Linked DNA regions of Mus musculus: region 2 is linked to region 1. Evidence: chromatin contacts called from ENCODE Hi-C data. All regions are on one chromosome and are shown on one strand. The core of a region is the stretch at or near the end of the contact, and the rest is flanking DNA. Distances in the headings are between cores, read along the strand shown. Region 1 holds the start of Allc (allantoicase). Region 2 overlaps Gm31569 (a long non-coding RNA gene).

The links. Hi-C counts contacts between places; a loop is a spot of excess contacts on that map.
Region 2: a loop to region 1 is called in a map of left cerebral cortex, with 2.3 times the contacts of the local background. The contact joins the enhancer-like site here to the promoter of Allc in region 1. A Hi-C loop is called at or near these places in 2 of 37 maps with a recorded cell type or tissue (T-helper 17 cell and left cerebral cortex).

What each region holds. Positions count from the first base shown.
Region 1 is chr12:28,578,214-28,585,601 of GRCm38, forward strand. Allc (allantoicase) reads right to left here and starts at 4,315. Exons shown (of 12, transcript NM_053156.3): 1 at 4,252-4,315.
Region 2 is chr12:29,276,463-29,283,850 of GRCm38, forward strand. Gm31569 (a long non-coding RNA gene) reads left to right here. Exons shown (of 4, transcript XR_381400.2): 4 at 862-2,256. Among named protein-coding and RNA genes, the nearest start is that of Gm31569, 75 kb to the left of the region's middle. Within about 2 kb of position 3,828, at least 1 of the 3 ENCODE cell types and tissues checked has a DNase peak (open chromatin) inside an H3K27ac peak, as active enhancers do; it is left cerebral cortex, where a contact is called at or near this core.

The DNA.
Region 1 (7,388 bases), core at 3,065-5,564:
GACACTCACACCAGAGCCCATGCCAGAAGCTGGAGCCTTGCACTGTGGCAATCTTCCCAGATAATACAAGTAACAAGCCAGCATGCCTGCCACACTTTGGTGTCAGGGCGATCCCTCTTTACAGCCCCACATGAGGGGGCTCCATCTGCTGTGACTGATAAGCTCATGTGTCTGTGTTTATGATATGGCTTGAATATTTTCAGGTTTATTTATCGGCACAAATGAATCATTTATCAGTTTGTGCTTCCTGGTGTTCTGGCAGATGGTAGCTGTTAACTTCGGTAAGGTGTACAGTCACTCTTTGTTGGCACTTCTATTCAAAATGGAGTAACCCGGACCAAGGTTATTGCTTATTAAATGGATTCTTTCTAGGCTAGGCTCAACCTGATATTCCATACAATACAGAGTAAACCACAGCAGTCCCTGCCCGTCCTCGGCATCCCATGCTGGCATCAGGGTGAGGTGAACTCTGATCAGGGTGAGCGCTGAGCAGGGTGAGCCCTGATGCTGTTGGATTCCCCTCTTGGTCTCTTCAGATCACCTCTGAGCTTTTAAAGCCTCAGAGCCCAAGCCCCGCCCCACATGCATACTCAGAATCCACAGGGTAGCCCACTTGGGCAATCATTACAGGGACATCATCCGCTTTCCTATTGTGTTTGGAGCTCACAGGACTGAAGTGATGTCTGGTATTCTAAACCTGTCAAAAGTCCATGGCTGGGGAGGCCCCAGGCCCTGGAGGGAATCTATTGTTTTGCTAGTGAATAAGATGTGTCCATCAAATTGCCTTCTAAATCATTGAGTCTAGAGATTAATGCTGCTATCAGCTTTGGCCAAAAAGCTTCCTTTCTTGTTTGTTTGGGGGTTTTTTCTTGTCTGTTTTACTTTTTTTTTTTTTCTTCCTAAGCCTTCGGATTAGTGGGCTGAGAATCAATATCCCTCCTCAAATCCATCACTATACAGGTGGGAAAACTGAAGCCCAAAACAAGGGGAGCTGCTGAGGTTCTGATATTAGACTGCCAGGAATGTCCCTGGCCTGAGGGAATCCGAGGCATACAGTCTGAAAAGCATTTGCCAGGAGTCCTGTCCCGACAGGGCCACCAGGTGGTGCTGTTCACTGCAGCGTTCCTGGGTCCTCCAGGGACCCTGAGTTCAAGGTGAGCCCAGCCACCTGAGCCCTGGGATTGATCCATCAGGCTCTTTATGAGAATGAAGAATGCAGTCTACTTTGAATCTTGCATGCGCCCATTCATTTTTTTCCTTTCAAAGAGTAACATGTTACCCAAAACTAGAAGAGAAAATGCACCACAGAGTTGTAAGCCTCCCTCCCCCCAAACCACGGCCACAGATGGCATGTTATTGCCACCAAAAAAGGTGGCACATGCCTTTAATCCCAGCACTCGAGACAGAGGCAGAGGCAGGCATAACTCTGAGTTCAAAGCCAGCCTGGTCTAAAAAGAGAGTTCTAGAACAGCCAGGACTACACAGAGAAACCCTGTCTCAGGGCGGGGTGGGGGGACATAGGTGTTATTACATTACAGATGGGATCTTTAAGACTTTTCACATTTACGTTTCATTTTCTTTTATCTCTGTCTATATAGAATGCTGAAAGGAAAATTATATATATATATATATATATATTAAAAAGACATTGGAATTTCTAAAAAAAAAAAAACCCTCAAAATTAACACTCACTCAGACTCCCCAACCAAGAAAAGTTGTTACCAAAATAAAGATCTGCAAACATGCAGAGCTTCAGGATGCAGGGAGAGTTTCCTAACCTTGTCAGCTCCCTTAACTAAAAAGTCCTGTCTTCCATGTTTGTCTTAGGAGCACTGATGTCCTTCTGGGCCTGGACCCCACTCATTGAGGGCTGGGCTGTTCAAGGCTTTCCCTGAAGCCCTGGGGTATGGAGAAGAAATACAGCCAATAGTAGTAGCCTGGGGCCAGGGCCTTGGGGAAGCTGTGGCTTCAGACCCTGAGACCCCATCTCTTCTCTGTAAGGGGCTATGATATCAGTCCCAAGGCCACTGGCCACAGTATTCTCTCTCTGTAATAGACTAGAGATAAGCCATGTTTCCCTTGTGATTATCTTCCTGCTGACCTGGCCCCACTGTGTGATAGTTTCTGTTGACTGTCCTATTTCTCCCCTGGAAAGATCTTCTGATACCACAGTTGTCTGTCTTCTTATCATCTAGTCTCCTGGTTCTCTCTCTCTCTCTCTCTCTCTCTCTCTCTCTCTCTCTCTCTCTCTCTCTCTCTCTCTCCCTGTCGCTGAAGAATGGCCCACTGGCCCAGGTCACCCACCCGTGCCCCAAGGAGTTAGTCATAATGGTCTGCAGAGGAGAGGGCGTTACATTCCTAGTGTAGCCACCAGTGTTTCCCTTCTTCAAGAAAATAATACATGCACACTCACATATACTCACACACACATACACACACACACATACATGCAGACACATTCGTGTATCCACACACATACACATACATGCACACACATTCTCACACACATATACATGCTCACTCAAATATACACACATACTCACACATACACATTCACACAGAGAAACACACACTTTTATACATATATACATGCATACTCCCACATTTTCACACATACACATGCTCACACATACACATACTCATTTACATGTGCATATACACACTCATTCGCACACACATATACATGCTCACACATACATACAGTCACATGTACACTTCACACACATACATGCACACACAAATACACACACACATGCGCACGCAAGTGCTCATGCCAACAATCATAATTAAATGCATTAGCCATTCTTAAAGACATGAAAATAGGAGGGAGACTTCTGGAGAAGTCATTCAGTGAGGAGGAGGAGACAGGAGAGGATTCTGTGGGGAGGAATATGACCAAAGAATGGATAAAAGAATCAGCTGAGGTCCAAGAGAGAGGGAGACATCTATAGTTCCTCTAGCCCTTCCAAATTCCTATCCTCCTCCACTCTCCTTCTCTCAGAAAAGCCCAAATGGCAGTTTACAGTCACAGTAGTGACCCTCCCTGACATCTGTTTAAATACCATGCTGCCACTGAAACCAGGCAGCAGCCACCCCTAAGCCCAGCGGCATGCTGAAGTGGGTCCTGGTTGCTGCCCACATACACTCCCAGCCATCAAGAGTAAGACACAGGCCAGTAACTAAGGCAGTTCCTCTGCTGAGGGAAGGGTCACAGGCAGAGCCTGCTCCATGTGACTCTGGGAAGCTGGGGAGGGACTGCCCCACCCACCCCCAAGAAGAGGAGGCTATCCTGGCCTTAGAATCATCCCATGTTAAAAAAGAAATCCAGAGGATGTTGCTGTCAGGATCTAAGAAGCTTTGCGAGAGCAAACTTTGGGGTGATCTGAAGAAGGGCGTTGCTCGTTTGAGACAAAGCTTGAGAGAGCTGAGGCAGATTCTGAGGAGCCACAGGCAACAGAGCAGAGTTCTGGCCATAGACCAGCAGAGCTGCATAGGTATGGACTCAGCAGGCTGAGGCAAGAGGACCATGATGAGTTCACACCAGTCTGCACTACATAGTGAGTGATTGCCTCTGCTCTTACCTGTGTCTCTTTGAATTCAGTGTAGCCCTGCATCCATCACTTAAGCCCGAGATCCCAAGGTTATATAACCTCCTAAAACAGTATGGCTGGCTGGGACAAGTATGCACATTCAGGACTATGGGGGCAGGGTAGGGTGGGGCGGGACAGGACGGGGCGGGGCATATTTCTGTTTAAACCATAGCATTGGGCTTGCTTCACATCAGTGTTGAGATGTTGTTGTTGTTGTTGTTGTTGACGTCGCCATCGTCATTTAAGACAAGAGTCCCTCTGTGTAGCCTTGATGGCCTGGAACTTATTTTAGAGACTGGCTGACCATGAACTCACAGAGATCTGCCTGTCTCTGCCCTCTGAGTGCTGGAATTAAAGGTGTACACCACCAAGCCTGACCCATGTTTAGATGTTTTAAAAGACAAAAGTCATATGACTTGAACCCCAGTAGGACAAGGACCAGAGCTAGAATATGAAGCCTCCCTCAGTCCTTCTTAGCTGGGCCCTAGAACTCCATACTGATAATAGCGCCTAGGGCCACCTCCCTATTTTCCCCGCAACCAAGGGTCTGCTGTTCTTGGAGACGGGACTTCTTCCTCTCTTCTCCCACTTCATTCCCTTGGCAACACCAATGTCAGACATAACAAATTATTCAACATGATAAACAGATCTCGAACCTCACCCAAGAGTGCAGACCCCAGTCTTCAGGATTCAAGGCCTCTCCCCACAGTCCAGTGTTTTGAAGTGTTAGCGCCAGCAATGTTAGAATTTATGGAGGACAGAGAGAACCTTCCTTTGTGATGTCACAAGGGGCATAGGAAATAGAGCCGAGGGAACAGCTTGTCCCTGGAGAGACCAAGGGACCATGGCTGAAGCAGGCCTCTTCCCTTCTGCGTGTGTAATCCTACTGATCCCAGGGCCGTAAGCCCATCCTACCGTACTCCCTCCCTGATGGCTGAAATTCTCACCGTCCCACCCAGCTACAGCTGTTGTCTACAATTTGAATTTGCGTTGTATCTCTTCAAGACAGATGTTTATTTATTCAGAAAATACAGATACACCCTGCAAGTGCCTAGGACATCCTAGAAAACACAAGGGCTTGGGAACTGGAGAGATGGCTCAGTGGTTAAGAGCACTCACTCTTTGTTCTCCCAGAGGTCCTGACTTCAATTCCCAGTAACCACATGGTGGCTCACAACTATCTGTAGTGGGATCCAATGCCTTCTTTTGAAGGCAGCTACAGTGTACTCCTATACATAAAATAAAAATAAATTCTTTTTCTAAAAAAAAGGGGGGGGAGTGGCTAGAGAGATGGCTCAGCGGTTAAGAGCACTGGCTGCTCTTCCAGAGGTCCTGAGTTCAATTCCCAGCAACCACATAGTGGCTCATAACCATCTGTAATGAGATCTGATGACAGCTACAGTGTACTCACTCATATACACAAAATAAATAAATCTTTAAAAAAAAACACAAAGAGGGGCTGTTGAGGGAATTTGTTATAAACCAAGGACCCAATGTGCAAGGAAATGCATATGTACACAGAAGTTACTGCAGTGTGAAAAACTGCAGGGGCCTTTGAGAAGAATGTCTATCCCTGTAACGTTCTGTGTCACTTCCCAGCCCAGCTCAGTGCATCCCACCCCCACCCAGAGCCTCCTCCAGAGAGGGAGGTATCTGGTGGCTGCTCAGAGAGACAGCAGGCAGGTGGAACACCCTGGGAGCAGATGTTGCCCCCCCACAACCTCCACCCCCTGCAGTTGAGAAGCCCAGATGCAGAGGCACAAGGACTTCTGAAATCTCAAAAGCCAGCTCTGTCCCAGAATATTCCATCCCAGGCCCCTCCATCTTTTCCTTGACTCCCTTTCCAGGGGCCAACCTGCCCTTTCCCACATATGCACCTGACCTGTATTTGCCAAGGTTCTTTGGTGGAACAGAGCCAATGAAATTAATATACATTAAATTAGATTGGCTGACACAGTATGGTCTGAGTCGTTCAATAACGGCTGTCTCACACTAGAGACACTTGAGAATCTTGTAGGTATTTGGTTCACGACAGGGACTCAGAAGTCCCTACCTGGCACCAACAGCCTGGAGGGTCCTGGAAAGTTCCTGGAGGATGCTGGAAGAAGCTAGTTCAGATATCCGTGACAGCAGCAGCAGCAGCAGCAGCAGCAGCAGCAGCAGCAATAAAAGGGCAGATGAATTTACCAATAGGAGTGAAGGCCCAGCCAAGAGATGAACTAGGCTGTCCTTTCTCCAAGTCCTTATCCCCACAGCTATCAGCAGGTGCTTCCCACACTTAGGGTAGGTTTCCCCACAACAATTAAAGCAAAACAATCCCCCCACAGACATGCCCACGGGGCATTCTGTAGTAAACACTCCTTCAGTGAAAATCATAGCCCCCCCCCCCAGGTGATGGCAGATTGTCAAGTTGGCACAGAAAGCAGAAGCATCCTGATTACTGTGTTTGAAGAGACAAAAAAAAAAAAAAAAAAAAAAAAAAAGCTCATGTGAAAGAAAGTCTGGCCCGCTGTCCCTGCTGTCCCTGCTGTCCCTGCTGTCCCTGCAGAGCCTACACACAACTCAGCCCATTTCTCTGCACTCAGTTCCTCCAATGGCCTGAAGGCTCCACGTGGTCCTCCTTGGTCTCCCTTCCCAAGTGGAATTCATTAAGAACACAAGCCGCAGCATCTAGCTGTAATAAACTATCTACTATGACTTTATTCTCCCAGTACCTGTGTTCTAAGGCTTTCCCTGCTGTGTTAGTCAGCTTCACATTGCTGTGACCAAATATTGGGATAAACAAGAGAGAAAAGATTTGCATTGGGTCAGAGCTTCAGAAGTTCTTTTTTTTTTAAGATTTATTTATTTATTTTATGTATATGAGTACACTGTAGCTGTACAGATGGTTGTGAGCCTTCGTGTGGTTGTTGGGAATTGAATTTAGGACTTCTGCTCGTTCTGGTCAACCCCGCTCGTTCTGGACGACCCCATTTGCTCAGTCCCTGCTCGCTCCAACCCAAAGATTCATTTATTATTATAAATAAGTACATTGTAGCTGTCTTCAGACCCACCAGAAAAGGGCATCAGTTCTCATTATGGGTGGTTGTGAGCCACCATGTGGTTGCTGGGATTTGAACACAGGACCTTCAGAAGAGCAGTCAGTGCTCTTAACTGCTGAGCCATCTCACCAGCCCCAGAAGTGAATTCTTTATGAGAGAAGGCACCTTGGAGCAGAGCAGAGAGAGCATGCCTATACCCAGAGGTCTTTTGCCCTTTCATTCCATCTAGGACCTCATCCCGAGAGATGGTGTCCCCCACATTCAGCATGGGTCTCCCCCTTAGTCAACCCTCCCTGGCAAAGCCTTCACAAACATACTCACATATCGACCACCACACCCAGCTAGCAGCCTGAGCCCTGACATGCAGGAAGCCACAGAAGAATGCTCACCACTAGGCAAGGCCACCAGAACTCCACAGAGCACACCAGAGCTGATCGTATAATCAAATGTACATTCAGGCAATGGGTTGCTAGACACCGCAGCAGCTGCTGGCCGGAGATCAGGCCTTGGAACAGGTTCTAGAAGCCATTCCGTGGGGTAGCTACTGGGCATTTAAAATTGAATATCTATCTAAAATTAAATAATTAATAAAAATTAATACAGTTCTATTCAACTTAGAGTTAACCCAAGCCCTCTGCCTCCTGAGCTGAGTCTCGTGTAGGTGGCCACATGTAGCCAATGGCCTTGCGCTCAACCACAAGCATCCATTCTCCTCCATCTGGAGGGAGGGAAGGAGAAGAACAGCAGGTGAAGTGGC
Region 2 (7,388 bases), core at 2,578-5,077, 700 kb after region 1:
CTGGTTCAATATAAAAACCCTGTGGTCCTGCTGTGCCCCCCAGGATGAGGGTCGATGTCACTTGCTCAGTATCTCAGCACTGGATGCCACATCTCAGGCTGGGTCTCTGGTCTCTTGCCCGCTAAGCTTCCTCAAAGCCACTGAGATGCTATTTCTAAGTGGCTGGGCTAGAACTCTAATACTTGGTATTAGATTCCAAGTCTCCTGGTCACATACACAGTACATGGCAACTCATCCAAGGACAGGTAGGTGGTCACATTGTCTAGATGCATTCACACAGCATTCTGCCCATTTGCCCCTTGCTTTCTTACGTAAATATTTTCCCAATACAATTTGTAAACTTTAGCGAAAGAGAAAGCATCATTGAAAACATCTTAGGCTTATGTGAAACCATTTGTACAAAGAGTGTCTTAGGAGGTAATGTTCCCACCATTATTACTGGCTGGGTTTAAATTGCATATAAATTAAGATCCTGAAATGAGGATAAATGTAGCCTAATAAGTTGTAAGTTTTATTCCCTGTAACTGTACAGAAAATATTTTAATTTAAAAGTTCCCCCAGTTAAGTCCTGCTCTAAAGACATCATCTCAGAAATTAACACATCATCATTGCTTTCTCTTTCTGTTTGAAATAAAAAATTCATCAAAATTTCCATGTATGTTGTGTTCGGTTTGGAAGCACATAGAGTAACATTTCCATGTATGATTTTCAAGTTCTTTCTAGACAGTTTCTCTCTCTCTCTCTGGCTTTGAGACATGCACTGTGATTTAGCCTATTGAGACAGTTCAGCCTCAGAGAGCCACTGTGACATTGGCTCTAAGAGTGAGAATCATCATCTGGTGTTTATTGTTGTCCCCGCAGGCCTGCAGAGGATGGCGGATGGCTAGAGAGAGCCGATGGCAACTGAATGGAAAGTGGGAGACTGATGTGCAACCCTGAGTCCTAATCAACCGGCTCAGAGCCCCTGTGAGCAGACATTGTACTGTAGCGAACCCTAAGGTGCAGCTCTGGGTTCCCTGTGAGGAGACACTTTGTAAGGCTCTAACATGCTACCTTGTGTTCCCTATAAGTATACACTATACAGAACCCTAGTATCCCACCCTGGGGTCCCCTATGAGGGTATAGTGTATATAATCCTGAACCCTGATTCAGACAAAACTGCTTCTTTATGACATCATACTTTATGACATCATACTGAGACTGAAGCAAAACCACTTCTGAGATCATTCCTGGGTATAACAAAGCCAAGTCCACAGCAGCCACAGTGTGGCAGATGCCACTCCCCTGGCTCATTTGATGGCCAGAAGCTCTGACTAGAAGGTCTGCTGCCTTCCTCAGGCTTCCTACCAGAGACTCCTACCCTGGCAAAGACCTTATCAGGGTCCCAGTGGGCCTTTGTCTTAGTTATAGTTTCTACTGCTTATCATGAACAAAAGCAACTTTTCATCCTACAACTTGTAGTCCACCATCTAGGGGATGCAGGGAAGGAACTCAGGGCAGACACTGATGCATAGACCATGGAAGAGTGCTTGCTCACTTATAACTTGCTCACCATTTCTTACACCACCAATGACCACCTGACCAAGGGTGTCACCACCTATGGCGAGCTGGATCTAACCATCAACCATCAATCAAGAAAAGGCACCACACACTTACCTGTAGGCCAGTCTTGTTAGGAGCATTTTCTCAATTCAGATTCCCTCTTCCAAAATGGCTATAGCTTGTGTCGAGTTGGCAAAAAACTAGCCAACACAGACTTGGCATCTGTATTCCTACTTCCCTACCACAAACCTATCTCAGCTGTCCTGTGTCTTTCTCTTATGTTACATTCACTAAGTTCCAGAATTTTCTTGAGTGTGCCCTGGGTCAGCACAGGTGGAAGGGTACCCTCTGTGTCCTGAGTTGGGATAACACTGCAGGGCTTAGGGCTGTTGGCAAGGAGGGGCATGCACACAGGCTGTGAGGACTGACAATTCAGCATGGTGGATGGGAGAAAATGCAGCTGCCTTTGTGGGGACTATCTGCCCCAAACAATAATTTCCATAGAAACCAGGAATGTGAGTGGGTACTAAACCCCAGAACATGAAGCATCTTTTACTCCTAGATATCCCAAAAGAAACCTGATCCCATCCTAGATGGCTTTAATGGAGCCCTTTCTATGGCCCTGTGTCTTCAGCTTCTGCCTTCACAGGTAGGAATCAGAAAGGAGAATAGTGAAACAAGAATTCCTTGTTTAGCCAGCCCTGGGTGAGCATGCTGTACTGGCTGGGTTTATGTGCCAACTTGACACAAGCTGGAGTTATCACAGAGAAATGCCTCCATGAGATCCAGCTGTAAGGCATTTTCTCAACTAGTGATCAAGTGGGGAGGGCCCAGTCCATTGTGGGTGGTGCCATCCCTAGGCTGGTAGTCCTGGGTTCTGTAAGAAAGCAAGCTGAGCAAGCCAGGGGAAGCAAGTCGGGAAGCAGCATTCCTCCATGGTCTCTGCATCAGTTCCTGCCTCCAGGTTCCTGCCCTGTGTGAGTTCCTGTCCTGACTTTCTTTGGTGATGAGCCGCAGTGTGGAAGTGTAAGCTGAAAAAACCCTTTCCTCCCCAACTTGCTTCTTGGTCATGAAGTTTTGTGCAGGAATAGAAACCCTGACTAAGACACATGTCCAACAGCTAGCCAGGCTGGGACTGCCAGCAATACCACCATGTTTCCCTTCTTAGGGTGTGCAGTGAAGGCTACTGGCATAATCAGAAGCAAGAATGGTGCTGCATGGTGCAGGGAGCATATGAGTGAGCGTTTGCAAGTGTCACACCTATGAAAATGCAGCATGCTGGGAAACAGCGCAGTACAACTGGCATGAAAGGTTTCTACTAGGGTGGAAGGGCTCCTGGGTGCTGATGGGTTTCCTTGGCAGGTGAGTCACATCCTTCAAACTGTTCCTATAATCCCCTTTCTTCTCACTCCAACCCCCACACTCCCTTTCTCAAATGACCCTTAATGCCATGGCCCACTTCAGTTCATCTTCCCATCTCTGGATCTGCAATGCAATCACACCTGCAAAGTCTCCTTTGCCACTGACAGACACATTCAAAGCACACAGGGCTGAGAACCAGGGCATCATTGGGAGCTGTTATTCTGCTCCAGGGATGAATACAGGTGGGATTCTCATGCCACCCCAAGTTTAGAGAGTGAGGTGCCTGTTTGTGCAGTCTCTTGTTCTCTCCCCAAGCTATTGCGGATTTCACAGAAACAGAACAATGGCTGTCACATGCTGTTGAGGGAGCACAGCATCCTCTCTTCAAGATCAGAGGAATGTAGCAGGGACGCACTGTGGGTACCTCCTGCACACTGTGACATCAAGGTCGCTGTGATCCAGGGACATTGTGGTGACAGTGACATGCTCAAGGTCGCTGAGCCCAGTGTGAGGCTAGGAGGAAAGCCCCCTCCTTCCTGGGGAGCAACGCTCATGAAAGGCGTGCATTTTGCTCTTAGATTTTAAAGCTCCCTTTACCTGCTGTGACACGTAGTCATGGGCCAGGAAGAGCTCTGTGTTTCTAGCCGTTTCCACGCTGTGACATCGGGACGTGCCCACCTTGCTAATTGGGGAGGATTAAATGGAGCGGGCGATCACAGAGCCGGCAGCAGCACTCTATTCTAGAGCAGGAGCTGACAGCAGCCTTCCTCTTCCTGCAGGCATGGCCCCTCGGAGCCTGCCTCCCTCACAAAGGCAAGAGGCCACACTGCTGAGGAATGGTGTCTTCCCACCTGCAGATTTCTGCTTCTCCCAGCCCGGAATAGTTCAAGTAGGCTGTGACCTCGGCAAGCACCCTTGAGAGAGTCTCGAGGCGCCTTGAGAAATTGCACAAGAGGCGCTCTGCATCTGGGCTGGATCTATTATTCATGCAAGCATGTTTCAGCTAGCTGGGTAATTTAGAGTCTCTAGGAGAGTGCTCTCTGCAGCAGCCATAAACCACATTCCCAGTGCTCCAGGGGAAAATTACCTTTCCATTGCTCCAGCTAGGGGTCATATCAGAGACTTCACCCAGGGAAGTGAGGGCTGAGGAGGGGCTGAGACAGTCCAAGGCTCAAGGGCTCTCCAGAGCCTACACTTGGGACATCTCCACCTGTCACTTCCCAGATGACCCCTGGAGCTTCAGCTCTCTCACTGCGAAATGAATGCTGACTGCAGATGCCTGGCAGCCAGGCTTGTGCAGGCAGAACCCAGCCCCCACCCCTCTATTCTGAGCTGCAACTGATCTGCAGCCTCTGGCGTTAGCTCCATAGGGGTCATGGATGCCTGTCTTCCTGACTAGGAACCCAGGAGGCTGGAGGTGCACTGTGCTAGGCACACAGAAGTAGGCACCCACTGTATGCATATCTCATCTCCATAAAGCTGCAGTCTTTGTTGTCTTCAGAAACTACACTAAATACAGATACACAAATTTTCCCCCCAGCCCCCAGAAAGCAGAGCACGGACATCAGCACACAGCACTCACACATACTGAGGAGGAGGGATGCATGCACGCACAGAGGAGAGCAACAACATCCGTTTTCAGACACTAGACACATGACGAGAACCCGAGGCCAGGGCTGGCTACAGACATTATTTTTAGCCGTAAGATTGTGGCACATGTGGTGTGAATGCTTCCCCCTCTCCACTGCAGAGACACTCTCAGTTCATCCCACAGAGCCTGGCTGTCCTACAGGGCAGCATCTCAGCCACCCCACCCAGCAGACACGCTGGGCAGGAGCCTGGGTTCCCTGGGTCTGTGGCAGTCCCTGCTTTCCACCGGTGCACTGCTGGCATGACTTGGGTTCCCCAGGGCGTTCCTCATTCAGTAGGCCTGGCTGCTTGCGTTTTATCTCATTCCTCCAAGCCTGGATGTGACACTTCCTCAGGCTCTCCTGTGCTCATGGTTGTCGGCTGGTGACAAGGGCATCTGTGCGGATGCAGACCCCGAGGTGAGAGGAAAGATGGCGGTGAGCTGAACACCTGCAGTCCCAAAGGGCCAGCGCTGCCACCTTAGGTGTCAAATGGAGTTGGGGATGCCAGTCAGAGGCTGACATGGAGTTGGGCTCTCGCTGAGTTCCTGCCAGCTTCATGGCCCCCCAAATCATAGTCCTGTCACTGTGGGGATGGTGATGTTCCCCGGGGGAGGGGGACAGAGTGACAACCCAAATCTCATCCTTTAATTTCTTGGGGCCTTTGTTTTCTCTATCTCCTGTCTATAAAAAGTAAGTAAATAACCCATCTGGTCAGACAATTTTGTGAATGTACTAAACGCTACCAAATTGTTCACCTTGAAAGAGTGGATTTCATCTCAATAAAGGAAAAGATGTGTGGCTTAGTGGGTAGAGTACCTGGCTAGCATGCTGAAAGCCCGGGGTTCAGTTCTCAGCACTGTACAGACTGGACATGGTGGTGCAAACCTACGATCCCAGCACTTGGGGGTCACTGGAAGGAAACTAGAAGTTCAAGGTTATCTTTGGTTACTTACTGAGTTTGAGGTTAGTCTGGGCTACGTAAGCCTCTGTCTTCAATAAGATAAAATAAAATCAAAAAGAAGAAAAAGAATATATAAAACACACACCTGAGACCTTGCAATCTTTAGAACTGTGCAGGACCTTAGAGACCATCTGGGCAAATGCCCTCAGCTGCAAATGGAGATCTGAGGCCACACCAAGGATCATGGGAGAACGCTGAAGCCCATTGTCTGTGTGCCAGCATCAGGACCACACCCTTGCATGTTCCATGTCCTTCTTCTGAAGTTTAAGTGTCTAAACCAAGGAGACAGGATCCTGGTTGGCTGCTTGCTTTGCTGCTCATTGACCCTCTAGACTGGGTACTGGGACTGAGTATCCTTACCTGAGAAGTACTGTTTGTGGGAATTCCACTCTGACAAAATGCCCTGATCCCTGGGGTATCCCTGTCCCTGGGATTCCTTGATCATGACAAGCAGCTCTGTGTGTGTGTGTGTGTATTGGGGGGGGTGGCCCCTGACTCTTCTCTGGTTGCTTCTGTGGCCAGGGGGGTCCTGAGCCATGAGGGTTTGGTCTAAGGATCCCATGGTGGCTCAGTGCTTCTCTCAGAGAGCAGAGAGGGTGGTCCAGCAACTGAAAGGGGAGTAGGGCTTGTGAGGGAGACTCCAGGGGACTGACTCTAGAGGAACCTAGTATGACTCTTCTCTCCAGTCCCTGGGAGTTTCACACAGGACTTCGGATAGCAGCAGGGAGGACTGTGTACTGTTGTCCTCAGGCTGGGCCAGCAGCTGGCCTCCTTACACCACAAAATTTTAGTGAGGTCACTGTGGCTCAGGTTGCACTGGGAGCACTCCATGTGCTCTGAATTCTTTGAGGAAAAGCTGAGATGGCCCAGTCCTGTGGCTGCTGGCCAGGAGCCACTAGTTGTCATGGCATCCCAGGAGCAGGTGCGCAGGTTCTCCTGGGGTATCAAGAGGTGAGGTTATATCTGGGATGCGCCATGATTTCTGCTAGCTCAGGACTTGAGTGTCCCCAGGAAGATGGCCTCCGTGCTCTTACCGTGCTCTTAGAAGTCAGACAAATAGCAGAGGTGGGGTGTAATAAAAGGGTGAGCCTCCTTGATAGTGTGCACAAATGATCTCATTGCCTGGGAATCAGGGCCCTTCCCTGGATTTTTTATTTCTTTCCCTGTTCCCACCATTAACTGGCAATTTATAACTTTGATGTTAATTGGCATATTTAGTCCACACCAGGCAATTGCTTCTCCCTTCAGGTAAGTATTGGTCAAGGACCCACCCTTGATAGTTATGTGAGATTGTAAAGCTGAAAGGGAATTGCTAATAAATGAGGAAGGCCCACTAAAGGAGCAGAGGGTCCTTGTGGGCATGGTATAAATCCAACATAAGAAAAGAACCCATGTGCCCAGCAGAGGATCAGTGGGCAGTGAAAGTGTCAGGCATTGAGAGTTTTGGTTTGGAACGTAAGAGGGACACTGAGGTAGATTGTCCTTTTGGGTAATAAACAGATCTAGGAAAGAAGTTACTAATGCTACAGATAGACAGACCAACAAACAGGCTGGCAGCATGATTGAGACTCTAAGGAGAGCCAGGTCCCCATGGCACAGTAGAAATCCCTTATAGGCTTTCAGAGGAAGGAAGATGATGTGTGCCACAGTTTGATGAGTGATGCATAGTTTGTGCGTACAAGCGTGCCGGGACTGAGTCAGACATGAATGGGGAGGACAAACGTCTAGAAAAACATGCTATTTTAGTTCTGGAAACCAAGTTACTATCATTCCAGGAATTGTCCCAGTTTGACCAAAATGGAGAATCTTTATAAGAGTATAGCCCTTGCTAACACTGTGTGCGTGTGCGTGTGTGTGCGTGCGTGCACGCGTGCCTGCATGTGCGTGTACAC